Linked DNA regions of Homo sapiens: region 1 is linked to region 2. A link is a loop called in an ENCODE intact Hi-C map of the cell type or tissue named here. Cell type or tissue: ascending aorta. All regions are shown on one strand. Links, peaks and the distances in the headings refer to the core of each region. The heading gives the core; the rest is flanking DNA.

Region 1 (4,384 bases), core at 222-4,221, 120 kb before region 2:
TCCTCTGAGTCCTGAGCTGTGGGAACCCACACAGGGAAGCAGGAGGCCAGGCACATGGTGGTGAAACACGGCATTAGAGAGCTCAGGTTGAATTCCAGCCCTAACACTCCATGCGTGACCTTGGGCAAGTGACTGTTTTTCTGAGCCTCAGTTTTCTCCTCTCTAAAATGGGGATAAATAATTTCGACCTCTTACGTCGAGGATTACGTGTGAGGATTAAGCAAGACACTTTGCCTGGAATCAATGCTCGGTGGACGTCTGCTCCTGAGGCTGCAGTCACTCTGCTATTAGCATCTTCTTCCCAGGGTGGAGTGGCCTGGTGACATGGGGACTTCTGCTTAGGAGTCTTTCAGGAAGATTCCGAGGCAAAGGCCTAGAGGAGGTGGCCCCGTGAGTCCGTGTGGGACCAAGGGACGTGGAAAAGGAGAGGTGGGCTCTGGAGAGGGTATCAGCCAGCGGCTGCCTGCCAGCCCAGGACCCTTCAGAAGGTGGGAGGGGGTGGGGGTCTGCATCTCTGTGGCTAACTGGGCTGAGGCCCACACCCCTCTCCCAGTGCTAGAAGAAGCAGGGACAGCCCCTGCCTGGCCCTCCCCAGGGCCTGTTTCTCCCAAGCCTAACAGCCCCTAGGATGGGGCTCACTGGGCCGGGGCACAGCAGGAACCCCCTGTCCCCAGAGCAGGTGAGTGAGAAGAGAATGAGCAGGTATCAGGACCTTTTATGGGACAAGGGACCCTAGAAGCCTGTCTTTTCCCTGCTCTCTACCAACCCCTCGCGAATCCCTCTCTGGAGGTGGGGGCTGGAGGCCAGGGCCCAGGGACGCAAGATAGCTCACCTGCCAGGGCCACCATGGGGCTGTTACCACCACTCATGACATAAGCAGTGGTGGCTGCATCACGAGGAGCAGAAATCCGGACTGAGGGAGGGGACAGCCCTCTCCGCTCTGGGCTGCTAGGACCCCTCAGGGGGATGGGTGTATGTGAGCTCAGAGTAGGGGGAGGTGTGGGCAGGTGACTGAGGTGACTGCAGAGTGGGGTGTGCAGCTTGGGGCTGGGACACTGGAGGGACCCCGGACAAGGGCCGGCCCGTGCCTGAGCCCTCAGGGCAAGATCCCATTGTGCAGGCCCCCACTGCCTTCACCCACGTAGAGGTGACTCTTCTCCACAGACCCCTGGACAGGGCCCAGACAGGCCCCCCACCCACATGTGCTAACAGAATCCAAGTGGCTGCCCCTGGCCGAGATTCTATCTCTGGGCATGTGGGGCCCATGTGTTTCTGGCCACCCACCTGGAGCCTGGCTGAGCCCCTCCAGGGGTGGGTACTCAGACAGGGGCTGTCCTTCCAACCGTGGACAGCCCTGGGGCCGGTGAGATATTGTAGAGACCTGAGCCAGCTGGCTGATGGTGCCACAGCCCTTGGGCTACCTGGCCCTGCTGTGTGGCCTTGGGGAGACCCTGGCCCTATCTGGGCCTCTGGGTGGAATCTTCAGTCTCCTAGGTCAGCTCTAAATTCTGAGCTTGAGCCTCTTGGGAACAGGACAGGGGCCTCTGCCTCTATCTAGAGAGAGCCAGCTGCTTGTCCTGGGCCAAGCAGCAAGGCAGGCTAGGCCTGGAATGGGGCTGAGAAGCAGCCCAGCCTGCCAGGACTCCCTGGCATTGGAAAGCCACTTTCCTAAGTTGGCATGGAGCCCTGGGGCTCCCCCCGGGATGAGAGCAGCGGCTCCTCTCCACCCCCGGTTCCCATCTTCCACCCCCTGGCCCCAGCCCCGCCCTGCCAAAAATAAACCCAGACCACCCCATCTTGTACCAGCCAGACCCACCCAGCCCCTCCAGAGCCAATTGAGTCACCACTCAGAGCTGCTCCTTTTTTAACTGTCTGAGTCACTGCTTGTGGCTCCATGACACATGCCCCAGGCTACGGTTACCCCACAGCCCCTACAAGCGCAGCCAAGGGAGGGGTCTGCGTAGAGGCTGGCAGCAGGTGTGAGTCCAGGCCATAGCCTTAGCTTGTGAGCCCTCCAGGCCTAGGGAACTCACTCCATAGCAAGCCAGAGACCAGACCTGTCCCTCAAGGTCCCGGCCGTGCCCAAGACAGCCCTTGGGGATCTTGGTGACAAGGTCAATCTGGGCTCTGCCCCACAACATTGAGTTGCCTCCAATAGGCCTTGGGCCTTCCCCGTGGAGACTGCCGGGAACGGAGGGTCTCCAGCCCCTAGACCCTGGAGGCTGGGGGTGGGCGAGGCCACAGAGACGCCTGCTTCCTCCCTCCTCACCGGCTCCACCCGGACTCTGACCACGCTGCCTGGAGCACCATGAAGACTCTATGGAACGGAAGCCACACTTCAGTCTCCCCTCACGGCTTCTGTCTGCCCCTGCGCAGGGTCACCCGGGCTGCAGAGCACCCCCGATCTCTCAGTCCATCCCCCCATCCCGCTCTCTCCATCTCTCTGTCCTTTCCCACCCCTGGCTGTGGTTCCTCCATCTCTTTCTGTCTGTCTTTCCTACCCTGTCTCTCTGTCTGTCTGCCCATCTCTCCAGTCCTGCTCTGTTCTCCTTCCCTTCTCCTTTACCGGGTTCCACGGCAGTCAGAAGTGCTCCCTGCCGCCAGCACCCCACCCGTCCCCAGGGCCCTCTCTGCCTTCTCAGTAGACATAACAGACCCTCACCTCCTCCCATTCCCACAAGGGACTCTGGGCCCCAGGGACCAATCCTGAGAAATGTTCCGCTCCCCTCACCAGGTCCTCCCGTGCCCCAAAGTGCAGGCTACATCCTGTCCCAGGGAGTGTCAGGATCCCACAGGCACTTCCTTGGGGGTTGACAAAGGCGGGCAGGGGGGCCTGGGAATGGCCCCACCTCCCAGTCCATGCTAGAGCAGGGGCCTGTAAGCCTCAAACCCCATCCGTCTTCTGTCTGTGGCTGTGGCCTCCGGCTATAAATAGGGGCTCAGATTCTATTTTCTTTAAAAACAAGCACAAGACTCTGTCATCACAGGCCCAGAAAAGCAGTTTCTGGCTGGGGCAGTCCCTCCAGCCCTCCCTGGCCATTATGTCCAGCCCCCTGCCTCTGAGCCCTGGGGCCCTGGAGAGCAGAAGAGGCCTGGAAAGGAGCCTGGAGGTAAGACAAAGTGGGGAGGGCTGGGGCGAGCTCCCAGAGGCAGCCCCTCCCTCCTTTCTTTTCACCTCCTGTCCCCAAGCAAGGTCAGTCTAGTCCCCAAGGCTCACAGTGTAAATGGAGAGAGGTGACAACAGCACAGCCCCCTGGGCCACAGCGAGTGTCTTTGCACCCCAAGGACAAAGAAGGCGCTTTGGGCTTTTTTCCCAAAAGAGCATGAGGACATTTCACAGGCGGACAGGAGAGAAGAGCTGGCCCGGCAGCAGGCCCAGCCTGAGCGAAGGCAGCAGGTCGGGCCTGCTAGGTGTGCGCAGAGTCAGTGCAGAGTCTAGTGAGGCGGAGGCGTGGAGTGTCCGTGGAAGAGAGCAAGAGACCCTGCAGGCAGGGCCGAGGGCACCCTGGCTTTCGTCGCCACCCAGGGGTGGGGGCCTGACCCTGGGGCAGTGGGAGCCAGCAAAGCCAAGGGAGGCTGAGAGAGCGGCTTTCAGTTTGGGTTAACTGGGGCTGCTATTAGCAAAGGGAGTCAGGAGATTGATTAAGCCAGACCAAGGACGGTGGCCAGCCGCCTTATGGATGGACCAGGGAGCAAGAGAGGAAGATGAAGTTGAAGGAGAATTTGGGGACTGGATGGATGGAACCTGAGTATTAATCAGCAGTGGCTGTGGGGAGGGAGGAGGAGGAGAGTTCAGCGCGACCCTCAGATGTCTACTCAGCAACAGGTGGACAGTCGGGCCTTCACGGGGCTGGCGAGCCGGCTGTAGGGGAGACGACACTGAGTCCTCCTTGCTTTGGGTGGGGCTGGGCTTGGGGGTTCCTATGGGTGTTCCTGCCGTGGACATCTGAGGGACACTGGCAGTGGGCCTGGAGCCCTGGAGAGTTGGTGCCAGTGAGAGAGACGTGGTGCATTAGCAGAGGCTGGGCCTGAGGCCGGGAGAGAAAAGGAGGGCCAGAGGGAGTGTGGTGGCGGTGGGCACAGCTCCAGGGGGGCCCACAGGCTGCAGGCTTCCAGGCAGTTGGCAGGTGGGGGTGCTAGGCAGGAACCTATTCCAGGAGGAGCCAGGCCTGCCCAGGAAGAGAGGTCTCAGTCTTGGGATCCCTGATGGGCCTGGGTAGCCCAGAGGTTCACTAGCAAGGACACTGAGGTTTCCTGGTGCACCCCCCGGCAACGCCCTCCCGCTGGAGCACCACCAGTGCTGGGGGCTTGCTGTGGTGGGACAGCTCTGCCTGATAGAAAAACCCTCACATGGGCCAAATGCCACATTTGATCCTTTCATTCT
Region 2 (4,384 bases), core at 231-4,230:
TTCCCCATATCTAAGGGCCTGTACTTTCTCTAATTTAGTTTGTTTTCTGGGTCTTGCTGTGTTGCCCAGGCTATATTTTAACTCCTCAGCTCAAATGATCCTCCTACCTCAGCCTCCCAAGTAGCTGAGACAATTGGCACATGCCACTGTGCCCGGCTAAGGTAAAGAATAAATTGAGAAGAGTAACTAGAAGACTAGGGAGGGGCCTCCACTCCATTACAAACACCTGTTTATACAATTAGGGTTTAATATGTAAATATATTCCTTATTCAAAAACTGATTTTTAAAAAACATACAACAGAGCGGGTGGGAGGCTCATGGGCAGTAAGGCTCTGAAGTTGGCTCCCCCAAGTTAGTCCCCCTCATTAGCCCCCCTAATCCCCTGCTTATTAGATCTCTGGGCCTCCATCTCCTCCTCCATATGATGGGGTAACACCACCAGCCATTTGACAGATGGTGAGGCTCAGGCTCAAACTGTAAGCCATAGCTCCCAGCGCCTATCACAGGGCTTGATGTGGGTTGAATGTTTCTGATACATGAACAAATGACTGTGGTTTCCTGATACCCTGGACCCAGATCTAGTGCAGGCCGTGCTGAGATCCCTTGGGCACCATGGTAACCCTCATAAGTTCCAGGTGAGCCAGCCGCTCTACCGCCACCAACGCTGCTGACGGTTGTCAAGTGTGTATATCTGAAAATAGCTGAGCTGAGCTAACTCACCTTTGGTCCTTCATAAAGGAAAGAGTCCCATATTTTAAAGAGGATGTCACTAACGACACTATCCACAAATACCACCAGAAACCAGTTGAAAGTGATGAGAGTGTAGTCGACTTTGTACTGTTCAAAGTGGCCATGCAACCGAGGCAGCTTCTCACTCATAAGGTCTCTGAACACCCGCTGGTCCACCTGGAGAGGGAACAAAGGGGAGAAGTGTATCAGGCCTGCCAGGTCACCGGGTAAGCAGACGAGCAGACGCGCAACCTGAGAGCCTGGGGGTGGAGCCCAAGTGACAGCAGCACAACTGTTCCAAATGCACCGTGGGGCCCATCACGGAGCCAGACTACTATGTTCCAGCAGCGCTGACCTCGTGCACTGCAGGTACACACCGAGTGTCCGCTGAACAGCATGCTTTCCACAGGGCATGGGAGTAGGGGAGTCTGTAACCTGAAACCAACTCCTGCACTCAAAATGCCCTGGGAAATAGGCCACTGCAAGCAGCAGGTAGGACAGTCAGCCTTGCCAATCCACAAGTAAATACGTGAGATGTTGACACAAAGGGCCACAAACTAGAATCCTGGGCAGATGGGGATTCTGCTTCCAAAAAGGAAGCAGCATCACCACATCCATTCAACAAACATTTGCTGGGCTGCATGTGCAGTGGGGGTGGCGAGGACTCCGGCGTCACATGAACCTGAGTCTGAATCTCAGCTCTACCACTTACTAGCTGGGTGGCTTTTAGCAAATTATGCTCTAAACGGCTCTGTGCCTCATCTGGAAAATAGTTAATTACCTCTCTCTTACTGGACTACTGTGAGGATTAAATGAGGCTTATATAAACTACCTGCGCACGACAGACGAGCAATACCTGGTTACTGCCACTCTGTGTCAGGCACGGGGCCAGTGCTGGGCAGAGCGTTGAATAAAGTTCAACCCTGACCTCAAGGAGTTAAAAGATGAGAAGGGAAGGCCAGACACGTGGACCATCCTAACCATGGCCAGGCCCTGGTAACGATGTGTTCATACAGCCCTGTGGAACCATGGACAGGTCCCCGCCAAGCACTGAGGAGAAACCGCTCCTACAGCTAGAGCTCAGGCTTCCAGGCAGGAGGGCTGGGAGGTGAGGCAGCACAGCCAGGCAGAAGCTGGCCACAGACACCCCTGCGTCACACTGAGGAGTCAAGACGCTATCCTGTCAGCCAGGGGCTTTCCTAGCCAGGGGCTTTCCTCACAAAAAAACATGCATCTTCAACCATCACCCACTCCACGTGAACCGGTATGCACGTGTACAAAACAGAAACAAATGTTTCACAAAACAATACTTAATCTCACACAGTGGACTACACTTTGATGCTTTTAATTCTAATCAATTGGACAATTGGATTTTATGGGAAAAAAATAAAAATAAAAACCTAGTACCAACCTACTAAACCAATTTCTCTATCCATAGTGTAAAAAACAACTATAGTCATCCCTTGGTGTATACACAAAAAGCTGGCCCTCCGTATAAGAGGGTTTCACATCCTGTGAATACTGTATTTTCAATCTGTGTGTAGTTGAAAAAATCCACATGTAAGTGGACCCATGCAGTTCAAACCCACGTTGTTCAAGGGTTAACTGTACATATTTTCCTATACTTCATGCCCAGCCAGGAGCTGCCTTTCAGGAGCTGTAAAGTGGCAAGGGAGATGGACGGCTCACTGTAAGACCAGCTAATGATGATGTAATTCATTCAGCCTGGAGTATCCAGCTGCAGACGTCCAAGAGGGAGGGGCATATCAGCTGGCCCTGACATGGGAGAAGATCCTTGTACACATCTCTTCTCCCAACTAGGAGGCAGACTGTGCCTCACTCTTAAGGCTGCTCGGGTGCTTGGCGGAGGGCTGGTGTGGAGCAGGCTGCCAGGAAACGCTTGCTCTGGCCTCTGTTCAAGCTCCCTCCTCCACTGAGCTCTGGAGGACATGGAATGACTGTGTCATTCATCTCTGTGTCCTCAGCACCTAGCAAGGTCCTGGCACAGAACATGCACTCAAAGCATGGAATGAATGGAAAAGCTGACAAGCATGTGGACTGCAGTAGCAGTGGGCACGGGGCTCGGGCACTTGGTTCTGGCAGGAGGCAGTTTGACAGTGATTGGCAAAGCCCAGTGCTCAGGGTTGACAGCACACTCAAAGCTATCCGCATTTTAAGAGCCACCTTACGCAATGGCCATCGATAAGTGGGAGGATAATTAAACACATTCTAGCACCCACCTGATGGAATATTAGGCCACCAAATAGGATGGGTACACAGTATAAAATGACATGGGAAAATGCTCATGCTATAATGTGAACAAGCCAGGATACACTGTGCTCTCAATTTGGATACCTATGTGAACTAGGGGGAGAAAAGCAAAAGGAAATACATCAAAATGCTAACCACGGTTCTCCAGTTGGTAGAATAACAGGCAATTTTCATTTTCTTCTTAACATCTTTCTATACTGCCTGACTTCTGTTTAGTGATCATCTATTACTTGTATAGTCAGGGGGGAAAAAGTCTCCTTAGATTTTACATTTATGTTTATGTGACAATGTGATGCAAATTTTATCTTAAATCCAGACATTTAAAATAGGTCTTCCCCTATAACAATACTACCAACTTTTATTGAGTTTTTACAATGTTCTAAGCATTACATTCAACTTTTTTTAATGCATCATCTCAATTCAACCTCAAAAGTCTATGTGAGGGGGGTATTACTCTCATCTTACATATGGGGAAACTGAGGCACAGAGATGTTAAATGATGTGTCCAAGCTCCACAGCTCACAGGAGGTAGGGCCTGGGTTGTGATCTACTACATGTGACCCTCCCCCCAAGTTCCTAACCAATGTGCTTGACCACACCTCAATGGAATTAAGAAAGATCAATGCTTCATTTTTCTTATTCTGAAACATTGAGTCATTTGATATTTTAAATTTGAGTCTTTGAAAGCTATTAGCTTTCAGGTGCCCATGAACACACAAAACTTTCTTTACTGACCCTCTAATCCCACCCGACTGACTGCTGCCTCTTCCTGTTGCTGTTCATTTCCTACACACCAACGCAACAGAACAATACATTTCTTGGGTAATTAGCAAGTGAAGCAATCACAGGGAGACCAGATGAGCTTCTCCTGGGATCCACTGACATCTGAGAAACTGGGACAGGGACCTGAAGGGGGCAGCTGTGGCGAAAGCCCACCCTCTGGGAAGGTGAGAGCTCCAGCTCTCTTGCCATCCTCCTGTGATGTTCTAGGAGGCCGTGGGCACAGACAGGCAAGTTTAGGCCCAGAGTTGCAGAGGCCTGAGTTCAAACCCCAGCTCAGCCCCTCATCGGTGGCACCTCAGGCAAATTGCTTATTAGTGTCTTCGGCTCCCAGTTTTCTCCCAAGTCAAATAGGGATACTGATGGCTCAAGCGTGCAGGCTCTGTGCAGTTGTACAGCTGCTGGCACGGGGCCAGGGCTCAGTAAATGCCAACTCTCTTTCCCTGGTCAAAGAGTAGCTCATGTAAGTTCAAACATTTACTGTGTGGGGTGCCAGGCATACAGGAAAAGGAAAAAGAAAGAAAAAGGAAAGACAGGGCCGTGGCCCTCAGGTACCACTGACTAGCTGGAGGACAAGCAGGCACACAAGGATGATCCAATCAGG

What was found. A loop is a pair of places that touch in the nucleus more often than their neighbours do. Peaks named below come from ENCODE experiments on the same cell type or tissue, not always from the same donor. Only the 100,000 strongest peaks of a DNase experiment are listed, where the experiment ranks them.
Region 1: it touches region 2 in a loop (2.2-fold over the local background); 1 of 110 quality-filtered maps calls a loop at or near these places.

What each region holds. Positions count from the first base shown.
Region 1 is chr15:77,886,148-77,890,531 of GRCh38, forward strand. It overlaps the pseudogene CSPG4P13. Among named protein-coding and RNA genes, the nearest start is that of TBC1D2B, 190 kb to the right of the region's middle. RefSeq lists an enhancer at 1,547-2,289. In ascending aorta, for the core only: no CTCF peak of the experiment used is centred there; DNase peaks (open chromatin) are centred at 1,735, 2,099 and 3,024; H3K27ac peaks cover 3,668 bases.
Region 2 is chr15:78,002,585-78,006,968 of GRCh38, forward strand. It overlaps TBC1D2B (TBC1 domain family member 2B), which reads right to left. Exons shown (of 13, transcript NM_144572.2): 11 at 721-906. Among named protein-coding and RNA genes, the nearest start is that of TBC1D2B, 73 kb to the right of the region's middle. In ascending aorta, for the core only: a CTCF peak has its summit at 2,532; a DNase peak (open chromatin) is centred at 2,647; H3K27ac peaks cover 1,661 bases.